Linked DNA regions of Homo sapiens: region 2 is linked to region 1. A link is a loop called in an ENCODE intact Hi-C map of the cell type or tissue named here. Cell type or tissue: endothelial cell of umbilical vein. All regions are shown on one strand. Links, peaks and the distances in the headings refer to the core of each region. The heading gives the core; the rest is flanking DNA.

Region 1 (15,606 bases), core at 3,509-11,508:
CTCCGTTGGCGGGGCTCACGGAACATAGGCAAGGCATGAGCTACAAGAAGTCACATTTGAAAAATTTCATTATAACAATAACCTTCCCATCCAAAAACATAGTTAAAGCATGACTAACTGAAAGATGAAATGGAAGTCATAATGACAGTCTTGATCTGATAATAAAAGACAGTCTTACTGTAACCAATTAGCCAATTTTGCTTGAGACCAGACTCACTGGTCACCTCTCCTGGCAGCTAACAGCACTCAGGAAATACTGTCAAATATTGTCATGGAAACATCGGTGAGGCTCCCCATCTCCCAAACCATGGGTAGCAGTTAAAACTTAATTACCGTGGTTTTGAAAAGAAACACATATTGGGACTGCCTCTTATTTTTTCTTACAGGACCCAAATGTGAATAATGCCAACAGCTTGCTGTCAGCCCTGAAGTTTCCTCAGATGTCTCATAAACACTGGAATCACTTCACACGTTTCTGAAATGTGACCACCTCTCAGGAGGAGTTGACAACACTGAGTAACCGGAAGGGAGGAACACTTATCCCACTGAAACTGGGATAAAGGTTGCCATGAATGCAAGAGGTGCCTAAATCTCTTGGCATGGGGACTTAATGGGGCCTTATCCCTCCTGCTATATGGTAGCAAAATAAGAAAATAAAAACCAAAGTAATATGCGTTCAATTGCTGTTACTGTTTACTCAATGTCAAAATTAAATTTCAGAATATAAAAGATTATAAGAATTTAAAAAGGAAAACAGTATAATATTCTAGGGGAAAAGGAAAGAGTTATTAGGGGAAGTATTAAATAACTCCCTTTTTTTGCCCCAGAAAAGTACTAGCAGTTTCTTTTGACTCTTACGTGCAGATTAAACCCCCTTTAAAAGAAACTTTTCCCGGGGGACCAGGGGAAGGAAGGGAAAGGTTAAAGGGAATTTATAATATCAATAAAATGTCTATAACACCTCAAAACCTCTTCCAGTATCCCCTCCTACCTTCTACCTATACTGCCAACTGAGGCCAGACCATATCACTCACCAGTAAAACATGCCTGCCTTGAGTCAGGGGAGCTGAGAAACATAGCCACCCGTCACTCAGTTGGGCAACACAACACAACAGTATTTTTAGGAGGGGGAAAATAGCTTTTCACTTCAAACGACTGGAGGAATTTAAGTAGGCCGCATGTAATTACATGAGCTAGACTAGTTATGACACTGACTTTAACACTTCTACTCTTGCAAAAAGTGTCATGGGATCTCTTTACTGGTCATAAGCTCCAAGGGACTTGGTCTCATATGAGACCCACCACCAGTGAGAAAACCCAGCAGTACAGCGCCCCCTGGGCTCCAGACTGAGTCACTGATAAAGTCCACAGGGCCATCCACTAATGATAATCGCTGTAGCATCCATTATTTCTTTCCTAGCTGTCACCTGTTGCAGGTTTGAGATTGTGGCTCTGGGAACACACATCTGCCAGATTAATGAGGTTGTGTGACATACGTGAGAGAAACCACTCTGCCCTAGTAAGCTTTCTACTCATACCCCAGGTAGTTAATTTTATATACAAATTCCTGTGGATCAGTCTAGCACATGGTCATAGAATTTCAGAGAAAGCTGGAAGAGACCCTTCCTCTGGTCGCCACACTTCCCTGATTAAAAGTTAAGTTGTTCAACATCACATTGCCACTCAGTGGTGGAACTGGACAAACCCAGGCCTCCTGATTCCAAGACCAGCACTCTTTCTTGTTCACACTTGGAATAGACTGTTACTCTTGAAAAAACTGCTATAAAGTAATGTATTGGACTCGAACAGGCTTTTCCCTTTTGGGTTGAAAGCTGCATGAAATAACCCTGTCCCTGTGATGAGTCACAGAAGCCACAGAGGTTAGCTGTTACATGACTCGTAGTCCTATCCACATGAATGGGCAATTTTGTAATATATGCCTGAATTCTGAGGGCTTTCTCTGTCTCTAAAGCTATGCAATCAAAACCACATGAGAGTAGAAGAGAGATGCATGATTGAGAGGCATGTTAACGACTTACGGGTGATGATGTAGTCCTGAGTTAGAGTCTCAGCTTGTTTTGCCTTCCGCTGGGTTTTAACCACACATAATTTTGCTCCCCTAACGGGTGTAAAAGCAAATTATTTTCTTTACTTGGTCTTAGAAACAGAAAATTTCATGTTGAAAACATGAGATACTTTCAGGAACATACTCTGTGCATGCACTCCATCTACACAAGTACTTGACTTTCTGAGGGATGGCAACAGATGGGCTCTCAGTGATAAAAGCTTAAACTTATGGAAAAGCAAGTCTGTCAGTCAGTGGTTATTAACAAGCAAGAGGGTTGGAGAGGTAACAGGGCAACAGGACACAAGTTTACAAAACCTATAGGAATAATGTGAAATTTTAAGATCTTAAATAATAAAATTACCCAACCTTTTCACTCTAAAGGTCACAGGGTTAAAATTTTAGTTTATGTCTCAGACTAAAGCAACCTGGGTGGTCTACACCCCAAATGGCATATGTCCACTTTTCAAATACAAGAGTACAAGTGTCTGGAACTGAGTTGGCTTGGCAGTGTTGCCGAGGGGCTATGGCCCAAGAATGTGTGGGATTAACCAAAAATGTGCTTAGAACATTGCACTTCTCCTTAGTAGTACAGAGTTATCCTTTTCAAGAGAAGCAAATACAAATAAGTAAATTTCTTAAAGCAAAGCTTCCACAGAAAGTGCCTTCTAAATGGGTGCTATCAAATGAGGCTCATCATTTTCTCAAGTGAAACAGACTCCCATCCTAAGTACATTAGCATTTTTAATTTCTTTTTTAAAAAACAAATAAAATCCTATTTGTTTTCAAATACCATAAATATACTTTATTGTATAAGGCCAGGATTCCAACTCTAGTCCAGGAAGCTCTGAAGGAAGATGGGGCTGTCTGCTTCTATTCAGAGCAAAATTATGGCCAATGAATATTCATTAATAGAGGCTGGCTTTCCTTTCCTCAAAGGATGTGGGACCTTAAAACAGGTTTATATGGGACCCCAGTAAATTTCACATGTGAATTTTAATGCTAGTTAACCAAGTCTTACTCTAAAGAAAGCTTATCAGTCACTGTACTTTAAGAGAGAGAAACAAAACCATCTTTTCTGGGTGATGACACATATCCATCTTTGTGCCTAAGCAAAACGGAAATAACTGAGGAAATGACTGAACCTCTAGTTACGTTTTCAGACTTTTGAAATACAGTGGTATGCTTAAGTTTGAAACTTGGGTGGGCATGGGGGTGGAGGGGAAACGTATCTGTGCTGTCCCTTTCTGCGGACAGAGAATAATCTTGCCAAACATCCAAACTGCTAGAAGCCAAAAAAGAAAGAAGCAAAATGGACAAGCTGATTCCATTTCCTGTAAGTGGTTAGTTCCCTGCTTTGTTAAATCTCTTACATGTATCACTGCTAATGCCTCTGTCCAGGGTGGTATGCAAAGTGGGCAGAACGTTTTTCCCCCTTGCACTCAACATTTCAGCTAAACAACTGCAAATTCCCAGGAAACTTTCGCTTTGAATTCAGTGTGGATCAAGGGCAATATTCAAATCCTTTTTAAAGCACAATACCAGGAGTTTGAGGCTTTACTTTGTTCCAGCTGCATTTTCTAAATGGGTGGATCTCCATCAAAGTGGGAAATAAATAAAAGCGGGGGTGGGAGGGAAATCCCTCCCCCCAGTTGTTGTCATCCATCTAAAACAGGCAATACTTATGAAATACCTCTGACTCTTGTTGGGGTCGTAATAGACTTTAGCCAATCCATTTCCAGTTCCAACCATGATCTGGTTCAGCTTTGGATGCCACAGGCAGCGAACAACACTCTGCAAAGGAAAAGCGCAGTGGTTGACTAAAGAGGCCAGATAAAAATGGAAACAATCCTGCTGGTACTTTGATGGCTAGTCTACTATATCAAATATCATCCTGATGGTTTACCTCTAACTTTCAGACATTTTCTTTTAAACCATAAAGTTGTGTTCCTGAAGTAAAATTCCATTCCATCACTTATTATCTGGGTGATACTCCATAAAAATAAAAAAGATGTTCTCTTCCTGACATTATCTCCCTTTCTGGACAGCCCTGAAACCACAAAATTAGGTTTCCCAGGTCCATTACCACGTGAGGCTGGCATCATGGAATGCTAAATCCACATAACTCAGTTACACTTACCACTGAAGCGAATTTCATGCTCTTACACACATACAATATGTCCCTCTGGACAGCAGATTGAGACCAGGTGGTTATTGTTTTTAGTTCACAAAGATCCAAATCTCATAAAGCTTTTTCAGAAACAATGCACATTTGTAGGCATTTAATAATGTCTCCCTATCTATGAGATAAAACAGCAGGACAACAGCAGAAGTAAAACAGAGATACAGAATACAAAGACTTGACATTAACCTAAATGAAAAGCTGTTTAAGAGAAGGTTCACTGGAAGTTATGATCCTATGAATTCATTACTGGTAAGGAAAATAAGTGGTGCTCTGGGGCTGAAAAGAACCACAAGTTCTCAGTGAGAACTATAACCTGTTTTTAATTTTTGTCTGTGGTAAGAGGGCAGAGGTGGGAGGGATAGCGTGGACAGAATTAAAGGGAAAAAAGATGAAGCTAATGTTAGTAAACAGAAACCCCATGTACTAGGTTCTATAGAACTCACTCTGATAGAACAAGATATGAGTGGAAGCATTAATTCAATGTTTATTAATAATCTATCACTTGTCAAACTATATATAGGGACTAAAGGGGAAAAGGGTATGATTAGATATTAGCATTTTATAGTTCTAGTGGTAAAATGAAAATCATGACTACGTCTCCTAAATCTACTTTGGGCTGAATTTCTTTGGTTCCTTGTCTCTACTCATTCCACTCTTTTGTTAAGACAGAATATCTTGAAATCTCTCAGATCCTTTTTGATAGAACATTGATTCCCAGCTGGGCATGGTGGCACGCGCCTGTAGTCCGAGCTACTCAGGAGGCTGAGGCAGGAAGATTGCTTGAGCCTAGGAGTTTGAGGCTTCAGTGAGCTATGATTGTGCCACTGCATTCCAGCCTGGGTGACAGAGTGAGACTCTGTCTCTTAAAAAAAAAAAAAAGAAAGAAAGAAAGAAAGAAAAAAACAAAGAAATAAAAATTCTGACTCCCATGTGAATGGCAAAAAAATAGGCCAAAAAAAAATAGGTAAATGGCTGCAAACCCTTACCTGAGATTCCAGAGGAACTAAGGAGAAAGCTGAAAAGAGTCTACAAGACTTTTATTTAATTCATATCTGATTTAACAGACTTACTCTAGAAGAGTGGTTCTTAACCTATGTACCACTGAAGAGGAATGGGATATTGTACAGAGAAAATCAAATCAGAATGGCTGTGTTTTCCCCATCAGCTGGGGGGAAAATTAAGTTAAAGGGGCAGGTTTTCACAACTTTAGGCTTGCTTTCCACAATTTTTCTCAAATCTATGGTGCCTGCTACCCAGGCTAGCAAGTTCTAAAAGATGATAAAACAAATATAATAGTGAGTAAATATTAACAGAAAAACTTGAAAAAATAAGATATATTTAATTTGATAGTTTGGGTATTTTTTGGGGGGGGGGTTGTTGTTGCTTTGTACCTATGCTTGTAAAACCTAGTTTATAATGCATACATATAAAAGTCACATTTTCTCCTAATAAAATTGCTCCTGGTTGGGAAGATGTAATTAAGTATATCAATAGCTCATGGTCTACAAAGTGCAGCTTCTAGGTGCTCCACCACTGAGACTAATTTGAGATAGACCACTGGAAATTCCCAGATGGCCACAGCCAGGTATATGGAAACATAAGGAGAGTCACAAACATAACTTCATGAAGTCATGTTTATGAAACCCTATGTAGAAGAAATCCATCTGAGCCAAGACTCATCTCTTTTAGTCTTTGCTTAAATGTCATTGCTATCTAAACCACCCAATTTAAAACTGTGCCCCAGAACTCCCCTTAGTCTGCTTTTCTTTTTTTATAGCATGTATCATCTTTTAATATAATATATAACTTATTTATTAATGATGCTGATTGTCTGCCTTCCCCACTAGAACACATATTTCATGGGCAAAGATCTCAGTCAGTTTTGTTTGGCAACATATCCCAAGTGCCTAGATTAGTGTCTGGTGCTCAAAAAATGTTCACCAAAGGAATGAATTAAAAGCTACAGTTCACCCATGCCTAAATGGATTGCTTTGCTAGGTAGAGCTGGAGACAATTTTCAAATTAAAATCATTACTCCATGAGAAATAATTTGATTTCCTCATATCATTATTATACTCAGGTATCCTACAAATGTAGCAGGGTTAGATTCCTCCTAATGTGGTCCTAGAGAGAGAGAATGTACATGAATCACAGAATAATGAAAGCGGCTGTCAAAGGCTTTCAGAAATCTCAGCCACCCATAAATGGCCCAGGACAATATTAAGGGCACAGTATTAGAGTTATTTCTCTTTCTTGGTTCTCTAGAGGTCTGGCTCAGCAGTCTAAGATTACTAGTTCTCAAATATGTTTTCAAGTGAGCAGGGTGCAGAATTGGAAAAGATCCACAATGTAGGCCTGATAAATTCCAAGACATCCAGCCAAACAGGCAGTTTCCAGGGGCAGCAGGTTACTGTTACTCTCTCCCTCTTCACTGAGGGTGTAAATGTTAGAGAGAGGCAACTGCCCAAGCCAACAGACCAAGGTCCAATTGCTTTCCAGGGAGTCCAAGGACACCTCACCTCTATTCCTGTTCACATCCTGTACCCTCCAGAGCCTTTACACACACATATAGCTGATTAGTATATGTTCTTACAGAGAAGCATATTTACCCTCCTTTCATGCCGAAACAGGGAGAGGCAAATAAGACCCCTTAAACTAAACAGTCATTCCAGAGCCCCATGCACTGTGGCAATGAGTCACTAAGCAGCAAATGAGAGGCCAGTGAGCAATCTGATTTAGGCAGAGGATACTTAAGGCTCAATTACCCTAAGACCAGTTATTAATCAAATACTACAAGGATTCTAAAACACGAAATGAAGAAACAAAATTTAAAGCCAAAGGTGGGTGGGCCTTTTTTGTTTATTAATATTTATTGTGTGTGTTTAGCTAACCTTTGTAAACTTTGCAGCTAATGCGGCTCCACATTTTATCCTGTCAAGGAAATGCATCTTATAGCAGAGAGCTGGCTACCTGCCAAACCAAACAATCCCTGAGACTGCGGCAGGGCTGGGAAGCAAGCTGAGCTGCCACGCTGCTAACTTGTCAAACATACATACCGGCTTTGCTTAACAACAATGCGACACGTGCCTGCTAGAAGCCTAAGGAACCAACATCAGAAGACAGATGAGCTATAAATACTTAGAAAGAGTACAATCCCTCGATCAACCAACCACCCCAAACTTTCTTCATCCTGTTCTTGAAGAAGTGCTTCTTTACTGGGAGCGTGACACATTCAGACCTAAGGAGTCACTGAGAAATGCAGCAAATAAAGCATAGAGAGCACATTTGAATAAAAGGACCAGAGAACCAGGAAGGAACATCAAGACATGAGATCTACAGAATCAAAGAGAAAGCCCTCACATTATATCATGAGATTCCAATGGCAGAAGGCCACTGCAGTGCAAAGAACTAGGTTCTGAAATTAGTCTGCATATTTTAATAAACTTATTTGCTTAATTAAATTGACAAAGTGTTTTATTCTTACACTAATCTACTTCATTTCCTAAAACATGTGGGTTCACTAATGGCTTCCTCTAGCTGCCAAAGTTGAACTTTACATTTCAGCACAAAATGAAGCTTATTCTTTTAAACCAAAGCCCATTTTCATTTTAACCCTTTAATTTGGTAGTGGAGGGTAACCACAAATTTGCCCAAAAATAAGAGACAAGAACTGGAATAGGAGACCATAAGCATGACTAGAAGGAGTTACAAGACCTTAATGTGCTCAACAGAGAGATTTTTTTCTTCTCTGCAGAGACCAAAGAAAAAAGAGAGGGGTAGGCCGGGGAGAAAGAGAGCACGATGTCGAGCTAGCAGTGTCAAAATTCCAAAATAGGAATTTTGGAATTACCCCTTAGCAAAAGTGAAAAGACCACAAAAATTTCCAAATAATTTATTTCTGTGGTTATTTTGTTTACTTTTAGAGGAACCAGGGAAGCAAATAAGGGGAGGAGGAGAAGGAAACCAAAGAGAGAAATGATTTACATTTTAGGACATGGTAGAAAGGGAATTATTAGGTACTGGAACTTTATATTATTTAATATAATTGAGTCCTCACAAATACTACAAAATTAATAATCTCATCCCATCTCACAGATGAAGAAACTGAGGCTGTAGAGAGTGGTAACTTTCCCAAGGTCACATAATAACTCGCACATAGAGGAGCTGGGTCAATAAGCAGGTTTCTCCAACTCCACTGTTCATTCCCTTACTACTTAACCATGCAAAGCCCTATTTGGAAAGATGGGGCAGAAAGAAGGTAGCTGACATTTAATCATATCCAAACCCACCTAACCCAGTAGAAACCTTAGCAAGTTTGTATTAAAAAGGAGTTATTACTAAAATCATTTTTTTAAAAAGCCCACTAGTTCCCAGTTCACAAATGTTACTATAAAAGAAATCAATGCCTGCGTAACATCTTAGGGATCTGCAATGCACATATCTAAACAACGCCCTTATTCTACATGCTAAAAGAAAGCCAACAGCCTTCATAACTTTATACCTTAAACATGATTATGTTGAAACTCCATTTCCGGATCCTCCACAGCTGCTGACCCATACTGTAAACCAAACTCCATCTGGTTTTTTCACGTTTGGTTTTTGTCATATAGTACAAGAATGGATAAGCTAATGCAGTGATTCCCTGAACAAGCATTTTTCACAATTTTCAAATGAAAAGCCTGACACCTGTCCGTGAAGGAGTCTGTTACACAATTTTGCAGACTTGTATAGAGGCAGTCTTAGAGTTACAGACATCCTTGGGACTATCCAACACATTTGAATGGGTGTGTGTGTGTGCGTGTGTGTGTGTTTGTGTGTGCAGATTCCAGACACTAAGAAAGAAGATCAAGATGTGAACCCAAAACAAATAAAAAGAAAACAGATAAAAACAAAAAAAATACTGGAGAAAGAACTTTCTTCAGACTTCCACAAGCCCAAGATATTCTTCACAGAGAAAGAAAAACTGTTTTCTATATTAAAATATTGGGCCAGGGAAGTATGAGAGTAAAATGGGAATTGTTTCAACTTTTCCAGGCTATTTGTCCTGTCTTTGTTCCCTCCACTCTCTCCCAAAGCCTTGCTTTTCTCAAACTTGGGATGGCCTTGCCACATGCATGGGCCACAAGACTTGGCTTCATCCCTCTGAAGTTCAGGAAGCAAACATGGTGAGTAAGCCCCAGTCTCCAATAACTAAGACTCATCACCACCTCCTGATCTCTACAGATATCCCCTCAATGGAAAAGTTTAAAGGCAGACATTTTCTCTACACATCTTGCTAAGTGAGCATATGCCTCTCCTTTTCCCCTCCTCCACATTCCTCCAGTTCCAAGGAAATTCTACCATGGGCCAGACTTGTGGCAACTGTCTTTTTTTTTTTTTTTTTTTTGCCAGAAATCTTCTCAATCTTCTCCCTTCCCTATCCTGAAAAATTCTCTAATAGGCCAGATAGGAGTGCAATGGTGAAAAGAAAAAATGCCATAGTACTTTCATAAATGTGGGGGCTGCTGCAGAAAAACCAAGTAAGGGAAAGTGTTGCTTTGCACCTGTCATACACATTTGATACAGATGCATATATTATGCATTTTAAAAACTGGCATCTAATTATCAAATTAATTCCCAGAAAACTCATGGAAAATGCTTTTACTAAAATAACTCATTTACAGTCTGTGCTATAAAATAAAGGTAACCACTAAAGCAGCAAAAATCTGGAACCTGGTAGTCATCCTTGGCACTAAATGAATCCCATCTGTATCTGATAATAAACCTGCTTAAAGAATTTCATCATGAGAAAAAGTTCTCAGAGAAAATGGAAGGTCTCTTGGGAAGTAAAATTAAATACAATTTTGTTCATCTAATTCAAAACAGTAAAAGTTTGCTCCAACCCTGTTACTTGAGAAGAATTTGTGAAGGCAAAGAAGGCATAAGTAAAGACTGAAGAAAGTCTGGTAATTATTCTTATTAATGATAGTCTGTGAGTAGGAAACAAACAGGAGACTGGGAACAGGAGTCCACAGGGTGAGTGACCCAGGTGGGTGGTCGTCCTGCAAGGCAAATGACCCCAGAGGTCCCACCTCATGGGATCCACTTAGATGCAGCAGAGCTTCCCACTGGTGGGCACAGAATGGGATACCAAGATATGGTAGGTGTATCAAGATATGGAGCCCCTCATGCCTAAGAGGAGCCTGGGGCACTGGGGCTAGTCATTTCTAGAGAAGAGGAGCCTTATCTGTTTATATGACATATTATCATTTATTATGGAGACCAGGTTGTGAGAAGGCATGGGAAGCACTATATGGCTATTTCTCTTCATTTAAGACCCACAGTGTAAACCCAACTCCACCTGGTTTTTCTATGTTTGGTCTACACAGACCTGGGCTCCTTTACATTTCTTCATTTATCAACAGAGATAGGCATAAAGATAATGACCATCAATCCTATGTTTATATAAATAAAACAGTAATGCATGAAACTTTTTAAATCTCTAACTGCTAGATAAGAAATATATGTAATCAGATCTTGGAAATCATTAAGTATGTAAAACCAAGAAAACACAGGAAAAGCTGAATCTTCCTGTATAGACGAACTACGCAGGATATGTAAAATATTATTTATCTTACTATAGTACAGGTAAAGATGTTTTAAATATCATACTCTTTTATTCAGTCCTTTGGGGGTCTCACAACCCATCCTCCTACAAGACCACTATCTATCATTTCCAAAAAGGAAAAATACTATCCCGGGATGCATTTTAATTATAGAACTTGTTCTTCCCCACACTATATATAATTGTGAAAGTTTGGCCAGAATTCTGATAGAACAGCTGGAAAACTTGTTACCAAAGATCATTCATCAGATTCAGGCTGAGGGAGAAAAACTGTCAGAAAATCCTACAAGACATAAAGTCCTTCACTTGGTCCATCAGTGGGATGTGATACGGTGCTAGGGTTAGACAATGGAGCTCTAGTCATTACTGTATTATTTGTTTACACATTATGAAAAGAATAGTATCATTCTGAACATTTTTAAACATCTACAAATCAAGTTCTCTTTTTTTATATTTTATAGAGGAAGTATGTTTCTCCCTAGTGAATAAGTATTACCTAATAATAATAAGTAAATATAACATTATAATAATAAAATTAAGTACTACCTAGTGGCTGATTCCTTATCTAGCTTTGCCATTCATGGCAATCATGTCTACACAAGTTTAAATACCTATTAAATAAATTTAAATATTTATTAAATAAAATATCAAACTTTTGTGTAGAGAAGGGGAAAAAAGTTCCTGTTTAATCAAAAGGGATACACTGACTATTTCTATTGTTTCAAAGGACTAGAAATAGAAGCAGAAAAATCTTCATTTGCAAATGCTGGCACTACTAAGGAGTGGATGTTTTTTAATATAGCTTGTAATGGGGTTAAATGATACTAGGAAATGGATAAACTATTAAACTGGATAAGCCCTCCTTTTGATCCTCATTCTTTTGCTCGCGAAGTCTAAGGCAGCACGTGATTGGCCCTTCATCTCACCCTGTAACTTCCCAAATGAGATCACTGTTAAATAGGTGGTCATAGGAAAAGACACTTCACTGCAGGGTTTGAATCTGGATTCCTACAGTAAACGTTATTTCAAAGAAGAGAACATAGAATAGAGAATCTAAAAAACTGCATCTGAATCAAGAATCTGCTAGTTACAAAAAATTTATAAAGTTATTATTTTAAGAGAGAATGAGGCCAGGCGCGATGGCTCACTCATCGCCTTGGGAGACTGAGCTGGGTAGATCACCTGAGATTGGGGGTTGGAGACCAGCCTGGCCAACGTGGTGAAACCCTGTTTCTACTAAGAAAAAAAAAATTAGCTGGGCATGGTAGTGCACGCTTGTAATCCCAGCTATTAGAGAGGCTGAGGCACAAGAATCACTCGAACCCAGGAGGTGGAGGTTGCAGTGAGCTGAGATCACACCACTGCACTCCAGCCTAGGCAACAGAGAAAGACTATGTTTCAAAAAATAAAAATAAAATTAAAAAGTTTTTTTTTAAAGAGATAATAAAGATGAGAAAAACAAAGTGATAAGTACTATATCACATCAGTATTTGTCCCCTATTCTAATGAAGAGTAATGATTAGACTTCTGATAAAATAAAGTGTCAAATTCAAACAAATAACTTTTGCTTCAAAGCACAGAGTATATTTTACAAAATAGATCCAGGAAACATATCATATTCATTAACAGTGTAACAACCAAAACAAATTATATTCACTAGAGTTTAAATTACCAGTATTTTAAGCATCTGCAGTAAATCTGTGTTTCCTCTAATGAACCCAAAACCTGGCTATTTGCAATGAATCTGAAAAAAGGATCATCTAAAGTTTTAAAGTAGTAGACAATTAAAATAAATGTATACTTCTTTTATCAATCCTAAAAGAAAATGTGGCCGGGTGCGGTGGCTCTCGCCTGTAATCCCAACACTTTGGGAGGCCGAGGCGGGTGGATCACAAGGTCAGGAGTTCAAGACCAGCCTGGCCAACATGGTGAAACTCCGTCTCTACTAAAACTACAAAAATTAGCCAGGTGCGGTGGCAGGTGCCTGTAATCCCAGCTACTCAGAAGGCTGAGGCAGGAGAATTGCTTGAATCCAGGTGGCAGAGGTTGCAGTAAGCCGAGATCGTGCCACTGCACTCCAGCCTGTGTGACCGAGTGAGACTCCGTCTCAAGAAAAAAAAAAAAAAAAAAAAGAAAAAATATATGCACTGAAATTCCAAATTGATTTTTAAAAACTATTAACCAAAAAATAAAAACTTGAGAAGGTGGTAAGGAATAGGCCATTACAGTTAGTCCCAACAAGAATATAATAGAATAAAATGTAATAAAAGGTAAAGCAAAATTAATAAATACATTTTCACCAAGCATCTACTATGTGCCATGTATTACATTAATAAACATTAGTAATATGATGATGCCCTTACCACCCACATGACACCATCAGCCCTGAGGAGACCCTTACTCCAATTTGGTCACTGGAGAGTTTAGAAATGGCTGAGAAGAGAGTATCAAAGACAACAGAGGTGTGGAGAAAACAAGATCCACAAGGAAATGTTAACAAACAAAAAGAACAAAAGACTAAGTTTGGTTCCCTCAGACAAAGACAAGACTGAACAGTAACTTTATAATCTTCAAGGAAACAGAGGATGTTAACCAGCTGTTCTCCAACTCCATGAGGACCAGAGCAAAGGATGTAGGCTCTAAACATGAGAATGTGAGGCTAAAAATAAAGAAAAAAATGATCTGACGGTAAGGGATTTCATACACAGAAATGAACTCTTTAGGGAAGTTGTAAAATCTGTTAAGTCTAATTTTTATACAGGAGAGTTACGTCGTAGTGTGCAGGTAGGCAAGAGGAATGAGCTCTGGAAAATAATATTGAGAAACTGGGCCAAGTATGCTTAATACCAATGGCAGCTAATTAAGCAAAAGCCAGTAGCTCTGCCTTGTGGCACAGTTATGTCAAGGGAACATACTGCCCAAGTAAGAGGGGTGACTCATTCTAGGAGCAATGACATTATTTTATTTCCTACCATATGAATGTCCCTCCAAATGTGCAGCTAACTTAGAAGCTTCCTCCTAAGCACATTTGCTATAATCTGTACTGTTTCATTTTGTTTTTTCCATCACCATTGTAGACAGTAGAAACATACTCCATTCAGTCTCTCCCTCTGAATGTTGTTTAAAAACCAGGACAGAAGGCATAGGGTTTTTCAGAGACCTACATACTTTTCAGAGACCTATCTGAGGACTCTGAAAAGTAAACAGTAGTAGGTGGATTTGGGAAGAAGTCCATAATTCAAAGTATCAGTCAAGCAGAAGTGAGTTACCATTTCCCCAACTCTAGCCTCCACCAATAATAATAATAATAAATAAATAAAAACAAAAAATCTATGGCAAACAAAACATCAACATTTTAAATAAAGACGGGATCAGTCCAACTGAGTTTTCCTTTTGCCTTAGGCTGTAATACAGCTTGGCACAGCACTGTTACTGATCCCATTTTTATTTTAAAATTTGGTATTTTATTCACCATAGATTTTTTGCATTTTTTATATTGTTGCATTAAAATGTTACTTATCTTGATTACTAAGTGTCTTAGTGTCCCTGTAAACTTTGTGATTGAGGAAAGCATCTCACTTGCCTCACCCTAATCCTGGCCCTGTCTGTGGAAATATTGTCTTCCACGAAACCAGTCCCTGGTGCCAAAAAAGTTGGGGACCGCTGATTTATATGACATTCTTGAAACCACAACACAATAATTATGGAGAACACATCAGTGAATGCCAGGGCTTAGGAGTTGGGGGTGGAAGAGGGGGTGTGTGTGTGACTATAGAGGGATAGCAAAAAGGAGTTTTTAGGGGGTACTCTTCTGTATACTGATTGTGTTGATAGTGATTACATGAATCCATACATGTGTTAAAAACCACAGAACCGTATGCTTTCTTAAAAAGATCAATTTTACAGTATCATAATTTTTTAAAATAATAAAAAGGAATCAGCACTAAACTAGTTCCTGTCATCTTCCCTAACTAAAAACATGTTAAGATTTGATATCGTAGATATTAACAGTTAAACCACCAAGAAATCTGAGGTATCTTTCCTCTTTACTCTCATGTGCCTACAAATAAACATTCAACTGTATTCTTCAAATCTGAAGAACAACTGCTCTGGAACCTTCATAATATGATACCTCTAGGTGAATGAGAACCAAGAAGTAATTTAATCAAGTCTTATTGATGCTGGCTTAGTAGGTGAGCCCAGCTGAATTCAAATTCCCATTTAAATTATATGTGTATGCTGCTTGCTTTAGGAAATTCCCCAAAAAGATTTAAGTTTTTCAAGGTGGTCTTGTAGTCCAAATTATGAAGGCAGCAAAAATGCAACATTGTTTTTCACCATATTCCACTGGCATCTCTTTTCTTCAGTGATTAAAGAAAATACTCCTAGAGATAGCAGTACTGAGTGACCACTGCACTTCTTGACAGTAAAACATTGTCCTAATAAGCCATGCTAGAAGTTGGCTCTTGACCCTGGAAAAAAGATAGGGGCAGAGAAAGAAACATGTACTGGCAAATTTACACTAAAACTCCATCATTTTCTACTTGCTCCCAGTTTTCCTATCAAATATTCATACATCTTGGAAGACCAAGAAACAACCAGTGCTCTGAAACTCCACCTTTCTGTTCTCAGTGAGCAAGTGCTCCACACACCTATGTTAGGTATACTGTCCTATCACTTGGCTGTGGGCAAATATAATATTTTTATTAAATACAAATATGTTACTCAGGCTCCCTCTAGGATATGCATTGT
Region 2 (15,606 bases), core at 3,521-11,520, 48 kb after region 1:
GAGAAGAATCAAATAGATGCAATAAAAAATAATAAAGGGGATATCACCACCGATCCCACAGAAATATGAACTACCATCAGAGAATACTACAAACACCTCTATGCAAATAAACTAGAAAATCTAGAAGAAATGGATAAATTCCTCGACACATACACCCTCCCAAGACTAAACCAGGAAGAAGCTGAATCTCTCAATAGACCAATAACAGGATCTGAAATTGTTGCAATAATCAATAGCTTACCAACCAAAAAGAGTCCAAGACCAGATGGATTCACAGCCAAATTCTACCAGAGGTAGAAGGAGGAACGGGTACCATTCCTTCTGAAACTATTCCAATCAATAGAAAAAGAGGGAATCCTCCCTAACTCATTTTATGAGGCCAGCATCATCCTGATACCAAAGCCTGGCAGAGACACAACCAAAAAAGAGAATTTTAGACCAATATCCTTGATGAACATTGATGCAAAAATCCTCAATAAAATACTGGCAAACCGAATCCAGCAGCACATCAAAAAGCTTATCCACGATGATCAAGTGGGCTTCATCCCTGGGATGCAAGGCTGGTTCAATATACGCAAATCAATAAATGTAATCCAGCATATAAACAGAACCAAAGACAAAAACCACATGATTATCTCAATAGATGCAGAAAAGGCCTTTGACAAAATTCAACACCCTTCATGCTAAAAACTCTCAAGAAATTAGGTATTTATGGGACGTATTTCAAAATAATAAGAGCTATCTATGACAAACCCACAGCCAATATCATCCTGAATGGACAAAAACTGGAAGCATTCCCTTTGAAAACTGGCACAAGACAGGGATGCCCTCTCTCACCACTCCTATTCAACATAGTGTTGGAAGTTCTGGCCAGGGCAATTAGGCAGGAGAAGGAAATAAAGGGTATTCAATTAGGAAAAGAGGATGTCAAATTGTCCCTGTTTGCAGATGACATGATTGTATATTTAGAAAACCCCATTGTCTCAGCCCAAAATCTCCTTAAGCTGATGCGCAACTTCAGCAAAGTCTCAGGATACAAAATCAATGTACAAAAATCACAAGCATTCTTATACACCAATAACAGACAAACAGAGAGCCAAATCATGAGTGAACTCCCATTCACAATTGCTTCAAAGAGAATAAAATACCTAGGAATCCAACTTACAAGGGACGTGAAGGACCTCTTCAAGGAGAACTACAAACCACTGCTCCATGAAATAAACGAGGATACAAACAAATGGAAGAACATTCCATGCTCATGGGTAGGAAGAATAAATATCGTGAAAATGGCCATACTGCCCAAGGTAATTTATAGATTCAATGCCATCCCCATCAAGCTACCAATGACTTTCTTCACAGAATTGGAAAAAACTACTTTGAAGTTCATATGGAATCAAAACAGAACTCGCATCGCCAAGGCAATCCGAAGCCAAAAGAACAAAGCTGGAGGCATCACGCTACCTGACTTCAAACTATAGTACAAGGCTACAGTAACCAAAACAGCATGGTACTGGTACCAAAACAGAGATATAGATCAATGGAACAGAACAGAGCCCTCAGAAATAATGCTGCATATCTACAACTATCTGATCTTTGACAAACCTGAGAAAAACAAGCAATGGGGAAAGGATTCCCTACTTAAGAAATGGTGCTGGGAAAACTGGCTAGCCATATGTAGAAAGCTGAAACTGGATCCCTTCCTTACACCTTATACAAAAATTAATTCAAGATGGATTAAAGACTTAAACGTTAGACCTAAAACCATAAAAACCCTAGAAGAAAACCTAGGCATTACCATTCAGGACATAGGCATGGGTAAGGACTTCATGTCTAAAACACCAAAAGCAATGGCAACAAAAGCAAAAATTGACAAATGGGATCTAATTAAACTAAAGAGCTTCTGCACAGCAAAAGAAACTACCATCAGAGTGAACAGGCAACCTACAAAATGGGAGAAAATTTTCACAACCTACTCCTCTGACAAAGGGCTAATATCCAGAATCTACAATGAACTCAAACAAATTTACAAGAAGAAAACAAACAACCGCATCAAAAAGTGGGCGAAGGACATGAACAGACACTTCTCAAAAGAAGACATTTATGCAGCCAAAAAACACATGAAAAAATGCTCATCATCACTAGCCATCAGAGAAATGCAAATCAAAACCACAATGAGATACCATCTCACACCAGTTAGAATGGCAATCATTAAAAAGTCAGGAAACAACAGGTGCTGGAGAGGATGTAGAGAAATAGGAACACTTTTACACTGTTGGTGGGACTGTAAACTAGTTCAACCATTGTGGAAGTCAGTGTGGCGATTCCTCAGGGATCTAGAACTAGAAATACCATTTGACCCAGCCATCCCATTACTGGGTATATACCCAAAGGATTATAAATCATGCTGCTATAAAGACACATGCACACGTATGTTTATTGCGGGACTATTCACAATAGCAAAGACTTGGAACCAACCCAAACGTCCAACGATGATAGACTGGATTAAGAAAATGTGGCACATATACACCATGGAATACTATGCAGCCATAAAAAAGGGTGAGGTCATGTCCTTTGTAGGGACATGGATGAAATTGGAAATCATCATTCTCAGTAAACTATCACAAGGACAAAAAATGAAACACCGCATGTTCTCACTCATAGGTGGGAATTGAACAATGAGAACACATGGACACAGGAAGGGGAACATCACACTCTGGGGACTGTTGTGGGGTTGGGGAAGGCGGGGGAATAGCATTAGGAGATATACCTAATGCTAAATGACGAGTTAATGGGTGCAGCACACCAGCATGGCACATGTATACATATGTAACTAACCTGCACATTGTGCACATGTAAAACTTAAAGTATAATAATAATAAAATAAAAAAAAAGAAAATGGAAATTAGTTCAACCATTGTGGAAGACAGTGTGGCAATTCCTCGAAGACTTACAGGAAGAAATACCATTTGACCCATCAATCCCATTACTGTGTACATATCTAAAGGAATATTAATCATTCTATTATAAAGACACATGCATGCATATGCTCATTCCAGCACTATTCACAATAACAAAGACATGGAATCAACCTAAATGCCCATCAATGATAGACTGGATAAAGAAAACGTGGTACATACACACCATGGAATACTGTGTAGCCATAAAAATGAAGAAGATAATGTCCTTTTGCAAGGACATGGATGGAGGTGGAGGCCATTATCCTTAGCAAACTAACGCAGGAACAGAAAACCAAATACTGCATGTTCTCACAAGTGGGAGCTAAATGATGAGAACACATGGACACATGGGGAGGGGGAAACAACACACACTGGGGCCTGTTGTTAGGGGGCATGGGTGAAGGGAGAGAATCGGGAAGAATAGCTAATGAACACTGGACTTAGTATCTGTGTGTTGGGATGATCTGTGCAGCCAATAACCATGGCACATATTTACCTATGTAACAAACCTGCACATCCTGCACATGTACCCCTGAACTTCAAATAAAAGTTGGAAAGAAAAAAAAAGGGTGGGGGGGGGGTAAGAAAAGTCAAAAAATAGCAGGCGCTCATGAAGTTGCAGAGAAAAAGGAATGCTTATACACTGTTGGTGGGAGTGTAAATTAGTTCAACCACTGTGGAAAGCAGTGGCTGATTCTTCAAAGGGCTAAAAACAGAACCACCATTTGACCCAGCAATCCCATTACTGGGTATATGCCCAAAGGAATAGACATGGTTCTATTATAAAAACACATGCATATATATGTTCACTGCAACACTGTTCACAATAGCAAAGACATGGAATAAGCCTAAAAGCTCATCAATAGTAGACTGGATAAAGAAACTGTGGTACATACACACCATGGAATACTACAAAAGCTTAAAGAAGAATGAGATCACATCTTTTGCAGGAACATGGATGGAGATGGAGGCCATTATGCTTAGCAAACTAACACAGGAACAGAAAACCAAATACTGCATGTTCTCACTTATAAGTGGGAGCTAAATGATGAGAACACATGGACACGCAGACGGGAACAACACACACTGGGGCCTATGGGAGGGTGGAGGGTGGGAGGAGAGAGAGGATCAGGAAAAACAACTAATAGGTACTAGGCTTAATACCTGGGTGAAAAAATAATCTGTACAACAAACCCCCCCGCCTCCATGATACAAGTTTACCTATATAACAAACCTGCACATGTAGCCCTGAACCTGAAGTAAAAGTCAGAAGATGAAGGGGTGGCCTGCCCCTCCACACCTGTGGGTATTTCCCATCAGGTGGGACGAGAGACTGAGAAAAGAAATAAGACACAGAGACAAAGTACAGAGCAAGAACAGTGGGCCCAGGAGACCAGCGCTCAGCATATGGAGGACCTGCACCGGCACTGGTCTCTGAGTTTCCTCAGTATTTACTGATTGCTATTTTCACTATCTTGGCAAGGGGAATGTGGCAGGAGAACAGGCTAAGAGTGGGGAGAAGGTCAGCAGGAAAATATGTGAGCAAAGGAATCTGTGTCACAAATAAGTTCAAGGGAAGGTACTATGCCTGGATGTGCACATAGGCCAGATTTATGTTTCTCTCCACCCAAACATCTCAGTGTAGCAAAGAGTAACAGAGCAACATTGCCGCCAGCATATCTCGCCTCCAGCCACAGGGTGGTTTTCTCCTATCTCAGAACAGAACGAATGTACGAGCGGGTTTTACACCTAGACATTCGTTCCCAGGGACATGCAGGAGACGGAGGCCTTCCTCTTATCTCAACCACAAGAGGACTTCCTCTTTTACTAATCCTCCTCAGCACAGACGCTTCACGGGTGTCAGGCTGGGGGACAGTCAGGTCTTTCCCTTCCCACGAGGCCATATCTCAGGCTGTCTCAGTGGGGGGAAACCTTGGACAGTACCCAGGCTTTCTTGGGCAGAGGTCCCTGCGGCTTTCCACCGTGCACTGTGACCCTGGTTAATTGAGAATGGAGAATGGCAATGACTTTTACCAAGCATACTGCCTGTAAACATATTGTTAACAAGGCACATCCTGCACAGCCCTAGATCCCTTAAACCTTGATTCCATACAGCACATGTTTCTGTGAGCACAGGGTTGGGGCTAAAGTTACAGATTAATAGCATCTCAAGGCAAAACAATTGTTCAAATACAGATCAAAATGGAATTTCTTATGTCTTCCTTTTCTACATAGACACAGTAACAGTCTGATCTCTTTTTCCCTACAGGAAAAGTCCCCCCCAAAAAACCAGCAAAGTATTGTGATTACAGGTGTGAGCCACCACGCCTGTTCCACAAAGCCCTAAATATGCCACCTCTGGAAATTGTCAATAATCTTAACATTTTACAGTGGTACCAAAAGTCAGTCAGTTTATATCCAGTAGCTGCCTAGATACCAATGTCTGCCTATTACTCTAGTGTATCTATCAATGCAGGAGAAAGACAGTCTTCAAAATGGTCAAAATGCCTCTCATAAGAAATAGAAACAGTGGAAAAAACTATTTCAAAGGTAAGAATTTAAATGAATTACTGTCTGAAAATAGAGAAAATATTAATAGAAAGATTACTAGTCCTAGGGCTAGGACTACTTGACCTAAAATTTTAGCTTACTACATTTAAGTTTGATCCTGGCCAAGCTGCTAGACTTTTCCAGTTTTCAGTTTATTAATCTTTAAAATAATATGCCTTGCAACCTCCCACCCCTGCCCTTCTCCCCCACTCACAAAAAGACTGAGTTACAGTTAATCTGCTATTTCCCTGTCTTATGTCAATACTACAGGTTTATTAAGTCTATCATGCGTACCTCTTCTCAGAAAGGTCCTAAAATGCAACTATGCTGCAAAACACAAATTCCAATAATAAGATGAGCCAAACGCTAGGCTACCTAACAAACTGGGTGTACCAACATTTGACTGTCCTCTCATACCTATCCCTATGACCTCTCAATAGAATTGTTTTTTCTCCTCATTGGGAATCTGTTTTCAAGCTTAGTGGTAACCAAACAATTCCAATAATTCTATGTTTTCAATCACATGTTAGGGTTACTTACTATACCAGGATTTAAAGTACTCCAATATGCCAAGATTTAAAAAATAAAATAAATCCAGGTCTAGACTGAATATAACTTTCTCCTGTTTCTCTGATTTTAGAGACCTGTAGGAAGGACAATGCGGATACAAGTATAGAACTGTCATATAAAGGTGCTTTGCAAATCCATATAAATTCAACTAATATTTACATGCCAAATATTGTCCCAGCCACTGGCGATATAGCAGTGAACAAAATAAAGACCCCATTCCGTGAAGGTTTCATTTCAGTGAGGGAAAATGGATAACAAAATATCTCTAATAGATTTTGTGACATTCAAATTAATATACTATATGAAAGTATGGTATAATGATGAAGAGCACAGACTATAGAGCCAGACTGCTGAGATCAAATCTTGGCTCTTCCACTTACAAGTAGTCACAATTACTTGTGATTCCAAGGTCACATCTATATGATCTTGGGCTAATCTTCCTATGCCTGTTTCTTCAACTATTAAATGAGAATAGTAATAGTACCCACTTCATAAGCTGCTGGGAAAATTTAATGAGTTACTGAAAATGTGGCACACCCCTTTACAATATAATTTTGCTGTTCTTTTTATCAAGATGTGGCATCTGTTTCTCTATACTTTGTATCTTGGTATGGACACGCGACTTGCTTTGGCTTATGAGAAATGTAGCCTCTCACACCTCCCATCGTGAAAAGCATAAATGACTGACACTCTCGCTGCCTCTGTCACTGAGTATGCTTTGCAAGGCCTGAGTGTGGAGGATAAATGGAATTCCAGTTAGCTTGGCCAAAACTTTCTTAGCATCGTGCAGTAGTCCAAGATCCTTTCAGCATATACTCCCCCTTTTTTTCTTTTCTTTTGATATAAGATTTTTATTGAGACACAATTCACATACCATGCACTTTGCTCACTTAAACTATGTAGTTCAACGTTTTCAGTATATTCCAAGAGTTGCGCAGCCACCAGTACAATCAATTTTAGAACCTCGCACTACCCCAAAAGGAAACCCCATACACATGAGCAATCACAATCACTCCCTTTTTTTTCTTAATATTTCAGTCCTAAGCAACCACTAATTTAGTTTCTGTGTAGATTTGCCTAAACTGAACACTTCATACAAATGAAATCATAAAACATGCTGCCTTTTGTGACAGCTTCTTTCATTTAGCGTAATGTTTTTGAGGTTCGTCCATGTTGCAGTATGTATCAGCACTTCATTTCTTTTTATTGCCAAATAATATTTCACTGTATGGATGTACCACATTTTATTTATCCATTCATCAGCTGATGGATATTCAATATTCCATTCTTTCCTCTCTCCTTCACAAACGCATGGTCTACATCATGGTCTGACTCTCTCCAGACTTCTCTGGCTCCCTCCCCAATTTCCCTTCTAGGTACTCCCCAGTAAATCTCTTACACATTTAATCCTGTCTTGGTGTCTGCTTCTCAGAGGACCCAGACTAACACAAGTGGTACCAGCAGTGGTCTGACAACACAGGTGGTAAGAGGAGAATCTGGGACTGCCTCACTCATTGCCCAGGAGGATAGCTTCAGTCCAGGAGTTTGAGGCTGTAGTGAGCCATTACTGCACCACTGCACTCCAGCCTGGGCTACAGAGCAAGACCCCTGACTCTAAAGAAAACAAAATGTTTTTTTTTTTTTAAAAAAAAGATAATTATGTTCCAGGTCAAGATGTTTTCCCCCTTCCCTCTCTCCTTCCTTCCTTTCTTTTAAAGAAATAATTTAAAAACAAAAGACAGTGGGATCTGACAAAGATTTCTGAAAAGTCCATTCAGCATCCCCATAATGTAAAAGTGAAATAAGGAAGTTTTTGGAATCTACATTTACAATGTCAACAACATTTACTGAGAACCTGTTATACACACAACACTGAGATATATAAATAAAAAGAAAATACAGAATTTTCTTGAAATAATTTGCAAGTTGGGAAAGGGGGAAAACATGTATGACCTCATATTCTTTCATAAAACATTTATTGCACCAACTATAAACCAGGCATTTTGGAGGGCACCAAAATGGCTAAGAATGCTCTATGCCATTAATGAGGAAGCTCACAAATGAGAAAGAGAGTGTGCATTTACAACCAGGGTGGAATCTTCCAGGAGGGTTCTCTACTTTCAGTCCAGGTTCACTATTGCAACCACTGGGATTTCAGAAAACAGCTATGACTTAGCATTTATTTTTTATCTGTGTTTGGCAAAGAGATAACCCAGCCTTCATTCATAACTGGCCTATGTTGTAATTATATGCCTGTTTGGTCATCTCAAACCAGGTGACCACAGTGTGTGACTACCTAGGACTCTAACTGATGACCAGCTGGAAGCTGCAGCTGCGGGAGAAAGCTCAACCACTTAGATGTGTGAGTCACAGGCAGAATATGATGCCACCGCTCTGGAATCTTCTGGCTCCCTGTGTGCTTGCAACTTGAAATTGAAGGTGTTTACTTTAGTCTATAAAACAAACCCCTTATGGCTAATGCACAAGTTACCTTCACATTAATCTCTCTTCTTATAAACCCTAGTTGAGACCAGTTGGTATATCACTTAGGCACTCTAAATTTATGCTTCAGAAATCTGAATGCAAAAAAACATTTTAAGTCCTACAGAAGACCCATGCTTTTAGAATTTCAAGAAGGCATGAAATGAAACATCCTGTCTTTCTTGGACTTTGAGACTCTAATTTATAATCTTCAGACATCATACAGAATCATTCAAAAAGGCAGATATTATCTGATTAGATGACTTAAATATCTGGTATATTTTACTGTTCTGATGCTAAGCAAAATATAATTTTTACTGGGAAAAAAATGATACAACTAACACAGAATTTCATATGATATTCTGTAGGTCTCCAAATGAGGATATCACCTAAATCACCAAGAGGAATGATTTAGAAAGAAAGTCCTTCCAGAGAGAAAGCCCAAGAGCAAGGGTTCCTAGAGAATTGTTTTTTGTTTTGTTTTGTTTTGCTTTGTTTGTTTTTGTAACATCATCATATTAGGGGACTACAGCCAAGTAAGCCTGCGAAACTAGAGTTTATTTGCACACCATGGCCTTGTCTTGAAGATTCACAATAAACATGAGTATATTAAAAGCCAAAGTCTTTTAAGTAGTAGTCCTAGAATAAATCAACCTCCTTAACATTTCTAAAGCTTATTTGACTATAGAACCTTTTTTTTTTTTTTTTTTTTTTTTTTTCAGATCGTACAGACTAGCATGGATTGAACTAACATTCTCTGGACCTCACTGGAGAAACATATACCTAGAGCAAGGTCTAGCAAACTTTTTCTAGAAAGGGGCTTATAATACATATTTTAGGCTTTGAGGACCATACAGACTCTGTTGCAACTGTTCACTTCTCCTGTTGTAGCATGAAAGCAGCCATAGCTAATACATAAACAAATGGATAAGGCTATGCAATCCAGCAAAACTTTATTTATAAAAAAGAGGACAGGCTGAATTTGGCCCACAATTAGCTCACTTTTATCTGGAAAAAACTAAAACCTTAGGAAAAAGACCTCTATTTGTCAAATCACTGTTAGCTAAGTTAAAGGCCTCCTGTGATTCAGTAAGAATTTTAAATGGCAACATTAATGGTGGTGGAAATAATAATAATGATGATAATAACAGCAACAGCTACAGTTACTGAACATGTTGCTATTCAGTGCAGTAAAACATACATTTTCCAATTTCATCATTAAAAGAAAGCCTCCTGGGGTATGTGTAATTATTATCTCATTTTACAAACAAGAAAACTGAGGCTGAGTGAAATGAATGGCCCTCAGTGAATGACACCTCCTTGTATCCCCAGGGATGACAGTGCAAGGAGTGAGATGGACAGCATAAAATAACTTTTTTTCTCCTTCAAATTATATAATGCATTCTTTTTGCATTATTTTAGATTTCTCAAAAAAGTCTAGTATAAATTCAATCTAAGGCAGAAGCTAGTAGTGTTTCATCCACGAAGAGGCAATAAAAATCACCTACCAGTCACTTGTTACCTCCCTCTAGATCCAGTCATGGGGGCTGGTACATAGTAATAGCAAAAACATGTATTGGACACTCACTATGGGCTAGATATTGTCCTAAGTGCATGGAATCTAATAACCCTTTGAATCTTCTCAACTGTCCTAAGAGATAAGTACTATTATTATCCCCACTTTCCAGGGAGAGTATGGGGTGCAGAAAGGTAAGGTTAGTTACCCTAGACATGTGACCAGTAAGGGGCAGAGCCAGGATTTGAACCCAAGCAGTGTGTCCCAGGATCTGCACACTTAACGACCACTATACATGGTACATAGTACTCATGGTTCCTCTGATTTCAGGCTACCTCTGCTCTGACCCTCATTTGCAACTAAAGTGAGCCTAGACTCTGTTTGTGCAGCACCCTTGTTCTTCCCTTGCTAGGCCAGTCCTGTCACCAACCACCAACGGAATCTGAATGTGAAAAGTAGGGAAGTAAAGCAAGAGTTAGGTGTAGAATAGTGGGTTCTATTAGCACTACCACAGTTTCTGAAAACAGATAAAATTATCATCCGTTGCTAGACCCAATCTCAGGCCATAGCTAAACTGAGTCCATAAGCACAAGCTGATTGGCCTTTATTCAAGATCACACCAAGAGTCCCTAAAGTAATTTAAAACTTGGCAAATAGCACAGTTACTAACTGGCAATAAGGAAAACACACTCGCTGCTGTAGATCTCCTTAGTTGCCCTTTATATGATATCACCTTTTCTTCTTTATCTTTAACTCCTAAGTCTGGGGTAACAGGAGTTGGGGATCTTAGGCTGTCTATGTCACATAAGAAACACAAGTGTGAACACAAGTGCAGATCCCAATTCAGCTTTTAATTGAAGAGGAAAGCCACCATGCCAACACCGGAAGCACAGCGCCGTGGAATGACCTGCCTAGACGGGAGGGAAAGCCCGGCGGTGCCCCCCTTTGAAGTCCAGCTGCCTGAGATTCACTGGCAGCCGACCTTCAAAGAGAGCCGATGCTTCCTTCCCTCAGCCTGGCTGCCAAGCTTCCCGGGCAGCTGGGCAGATTTAGCCACTCTCTCCCCAGCTGTCTGTGAACGCTGGCAGCCAGTTCAAGTGACGGATAGAGAGGTGGTAAGGAAGGGAGGGTGAGGAAGCAGAGGAGAGGGTGGCGGGCCCAGTGGCGCCAGGGAAAAGAGGATGCTGGGTTTCCTTGGAGCTGACCTTATCAAAGTCAGTCAAAAAGACAAAGCTTCCAAAGGGAGTACAATCCAACTATACGACAAAGCAACTTTCCAGAGAACAGGGAGATTTCAAATACACTTTCCTTCAAAAGCTGAGTGAATCTGAAATGTACTCATCTAAAGATAACCCAATTGCTGCAGAAAATAGTCCTATCTCTACATAGGGATGTGAGAAACAAAGTCAAGGTCAAGCATCAAAATGTACAAATTTTTGACTGATTTTTATTTTCCAGCAGCATGAGTTCACACTTCTTAGAGACTTTTGGGGGTTGTTTGCTGACTTTGTTGTGGCAACCCTTCTGTTCCCCTGGCAGCCAATTGCTGAAACAACTTATCTGTTTCTGCGCCTGTGCAGCAGATGCTTGGACAAGACTGGCTTATTTAACATAAACATTACCAATGTGCTGTTATGTTTATCCTGTTGAACCCACATGCTTGGAGTAGGGAATAGTGAGTGTTATCAGCTGCAGGTACAAAGGGGATGCAGAGCAGTTCTGTAAGTGACCACAAACTCTCAAAAGAAGTCTACTCAATAACAAGACTTCAAATTTGGTAAAGTAGGAGACAAAGTGATGAGAATATAGGTGAATGGAAAGAAGAACTGAAGAGGTATAAAGAGAAAAGTAAATCATCAGATTTTCATTGTATATGAAGTCCTCTGGCAGCTATATGGCAATGAAGGAAAGATAGATTAGAAGCCAAGGAGAAAAAGGATCATACATCTCAGGAAATCTTTTCTCTGTTTAGTACAATTTGACTAAAAAAGGAATGCATGGATGAGCTGGTACACTTGACAATATGAACAAAAGACCTACATATTCGTACAGACCATCTTATTAAGTCACTAGCTACAAATTTATCTTCCCTATTCTTTAGATTGCCTTGAAACTGTATGACACAGCATCCAGCACTAAGTTCAGTGATACTAAACACATCCAATCCAAAACTTATTATCTAAATTTAAAAGTATAATGCTGATCTTATAGAAGAACAACCAATTAATATTTGCTAAAATTCACTCATTCTACAAACATTTAGGAGCCCTTGTTATGTGCAAGGCACTATGCCAGGTGTGGCAGATGTCAAGATCGGTTAAATGGCTCCTTACCCAACAATGAGATCTGTCTAGAAAGGGAGGCAAACATTCAAAACAAATATCTACAATAAATTGTACAAAAAAATGGCAATATCCATAAACTGTATAGTAAAAACACCAAGAAAAGGTCAACTTTATCATGGTAGTATAATATTAATAGGTTCAGAAGGAATAGAAGATGGGAAAAGAAGTCAGGTAAAGCCTGGTGAGGATGCTGGATCACAGTCTTTGAAAGTTAAGGAGGAGATCTCTAGGGATACAAGGAAATACTACTCCACTAGAGGACACTGAATAGAAAAGTCTTAGAAGTGTGAAATAGCACCTTACTTTTGGATCTATAGGTAGGACTCAATAACAGACCAGGAGCAGATAAAACTGGAGAGCCAGAGATCAAACCATTAGTGGCTTCATATGCCCTTCTATGGAGTTTAATTTTTCAACTTGTGGGTAATGTTGATTTTTTGAAGGGATTTAAGGACAGAGGAGTAATATTGTCATAAGAGTATTTTAAAAGATCACCCTGCAGTGGTGGGAAAGATGAATTGGAAAAAGGAAGACTGAAGACAGGGAGGATGAGTCAAGAAACATCTGCAGTGTTCTAGGTGAGGGCTTGAGCTGTGTCATTAATGGAGGAGTAGGTAAGACAGCAATTTAAATTGCAGTCGGTGGCTTTGGTATGGGCAGTTCCAGCTAATTTGTGAAGTGGATGTTGCAAATATAGTCTACTCTGGGTAGAAACCTGGCAATAAAAAAAGTTAGAGTTGGAGAAAGCTTTTGTTAAATAAAATAAATAAAAAGCAGAAACTTGAGCATATTTTCTAGGAGCCAGTAGGGATGAAAAGGATAAAAATACAGGAAAGGGAGTAACTGATAGAATTAGGGCTCAAAGGAAGCAGGAAGGACATAATCAGGCACGCAGGTGGAAGGATTAGTGGGGAACTACAAGAGAAAGACCTCTTCCTTGGCGACTGCAGGGAAGGAGGCTGAGAGACCACAGCAGTATGCGCACAGAGATACATACAAGGGCACAAAGTCTACCAGAAGTCCGGCCTATTGTCCCTATTTTTCCAAGTAAATGAGAGGAGATAATTGAGTAGGAAATGGGGGTTGTAACGTAAACCAGAGAAGAGTTGGGGAAGTTTGAAAACACCCAATGAGATGAATGACAAGAATTAACTGGACATAGAAAAAAAGAGACTGCCAAGGCCAGGAAGGCCCAAAAGAAAATAAAAATCATAAATCTGGAATGGCACTACCCTGCAAAACTGTGGGCTTTTTTTCAGGTCGGACTTAAGAGCCAGAGCAAGGAAGCAAGGAAATCATATTACTGGGATAGTCGAGTAGAAAACAGAAAATAAAGCACAGTTTAAAATCTTGGTAAAATATGTATTACAGAAATCAAATAATCCTTTGCCTTTTCTCCGAGTACTATGTTCTGGAGTTAACTGGTTTAAATTTGCATTTTTGGCTCAAAAGTCAAAACCGCAGTCAGTATAATGCAACTTTAACTTTTGTAATGCTCTATTACAAAACTAAAACCATTTTCCCTTTTTAAAATCACTTTGTTAAAGAAAGTGCCCTCATAATAACAAAAAATGAGTATAAATATTTTGTTTATTATGAGGACTGTATTGTTTCAAAAAAGCAGGAGTTCCAATTTACTCACTTGAGAAAATCAATTTGAAGCAAATGTTTATTGGTTGCTTTCTGGGTCCCTGGCATTGTGCTGTGCTTGTGGGAACAGATGTAAAACATAATCTCTGCCTTCAAGAAGATTACACTGTAATTCATAGTCTCAGTATTTTAATAACACTTTTTCCTTGTTAAAAACCTCTCAGATTTGATGATCCTACTGACGTAGCCCTTTCAACTAAAACCATAAAAACAATCATTAACCAAGTAGTAACTGTCAGAGAAAAACAAGAAATAAAATTGTATTTTCATTTATCTTTTTTAACACTCCCAACTATACTTAGGATCATTTATTTTTAATTTGAGTAAGAGAGACGGTGGAAGAAATGAAGAGGAATTTACAACAATTTACAGGCATTCAAAAAATTAGGGATTTCCAGCTTTTCCTAATAAACAAAAAGATCTAACACCCCTCATTTCCACATTGCAACAACAGGCTGATGGAGGAAAGAGACTGCCTTAAGGTAACATGACGAAACAAACTGTCTTAATCTGAAGTAAAAAAGATGTTGTAACTCACTTATTAGTAAATCATTAAATACAAGCACAGGGATGCACTGAACCCATTTTAATTAAGGTAGGTCAGGTCGTTTTCCCCTTTGGGCAGACAAATGTGTTTTGGGGATGAACACAAATCAGTCTTTCTTAAGTTGAAATCTAAAAAAAAAACTCCTTGAAGTATTTAGTATTTACCTTTATCCTGGAAAACATTTTCTTATCTGTAAAACTGTGCTACTTCCACAAGCTCAGAATCTTCTCTTAAACTCTCCTGTTCACCTGAGTTTTAAAGGGAAAACACTGAAGCTTTGCTGTTTACCAGTATGTCATGTTCTGAAAGGCTATTCATAAGTGCACTTTGTTCCTAATGAAACCACCTTTGCAAAAATTATAACCGAGGAAATTATGGCAGTGAAAGAGATCAGACCTAACTGACTTCTTGCTTCTAACCTTTAAGTTGTCCTTGCTCATTCATGGGCGTGAACTAATCTTGGGAAGGAATTCAGTTTATGGTTTGACTCTGAAACAAAATAGATAATAGCCTTTTCCAGAAAAGAGCCCTTCTTGCCTGGGGACCATTCTGCCTTTGCAGTACTAACAAATTAGTTACAAGATTAGAAATTACAGTTTAAGGGTCATGCAACCTCTGGCTGCAAGAGTCTGAACCTCCCCAAATTGCTCCTGGGGATAAAATCACTATTAATTACTATGAATAACATCACTATTGCAAAACCTAAGATCGGTGCTTGAGATATTTTGCAGACCCTGCACTTGATGGATCAGCTAACACGACCCAGACTGGTTATCTGGCTCAACCAGTTCTGTGATCCTACCCAGGAACATAAGACAACAAGAAAACCTCACTTCCATCCTCTATGATTCTATCTCCAACCTGACCAATCAGCACTCCCCACTTATATCTATCTTATGTTTAAAAACTCTGATCCCCGAATGCTTGAAGAGACTAATTTGAGTAATAATAAAACTCCAGTCTCCCACACAGCTGGCTCTGCATGAATTA

What was found. Hi-C counts contacts between places; a loop is a spot of excess contacts. Peaks named below come from ENCODE experiments on the same cell type or tissue, not always from the same donor. Only the 100,000 strongest peaks of a DNase experiment are listed, where the experiment ranks them.
Region 2: a loop joins it to region 1, with 2.2 times the contacts of the local background. A loop is called at or near these places in 4 of 110 quality-filtered maps.

The regions. Positions count from the first base shown.
Region 1 is chr5:37,709,368-37,724,973 of GRCh38, reverse strand. WDR70 (WD repeat domain 70) reads right to left here. Exons shown (of 18, transcript NM_018034.4): 14 at 3,759-3,859; 15 at 2,040-2,119; 16 at 1-40. Among named protein-coding and RNA genes, the nearest start is that of GDNF-AS1, 120 kb to the left of the region's middle. RefSeq lists an enhancer at 1-942 and a silencer at 7,093-7,387. In endothelial cell of umbilical vein, for the core only: no CTCF peak of the experiment used is centred there; a DNase peak (open chromatin) is centred at 7,233; H3K27ac peaks cover 1,790 bases.
Region 2 is chr5:37,661,516-37,677,121 of GRCh38, reverse strand. All of the region lies in intron 10 of WDR70 (WD repeat domain 70), which reads right to left. Among named protein-coding and RNA genes, the nearest start is that of GDNF-AS1, 170 kb to the left of the region's middle. RefSeq lists an enhancer at 8,301-8,595 and a silencer at 11,061-11,355. In endothelial cell of umbilical vein, for the core only: no CTCF peak of the experiment used is centred there; DNase peaks (open chromatin) are centred at 8,441 and 10,981; H3K27ac peaks cover 1,111 bases.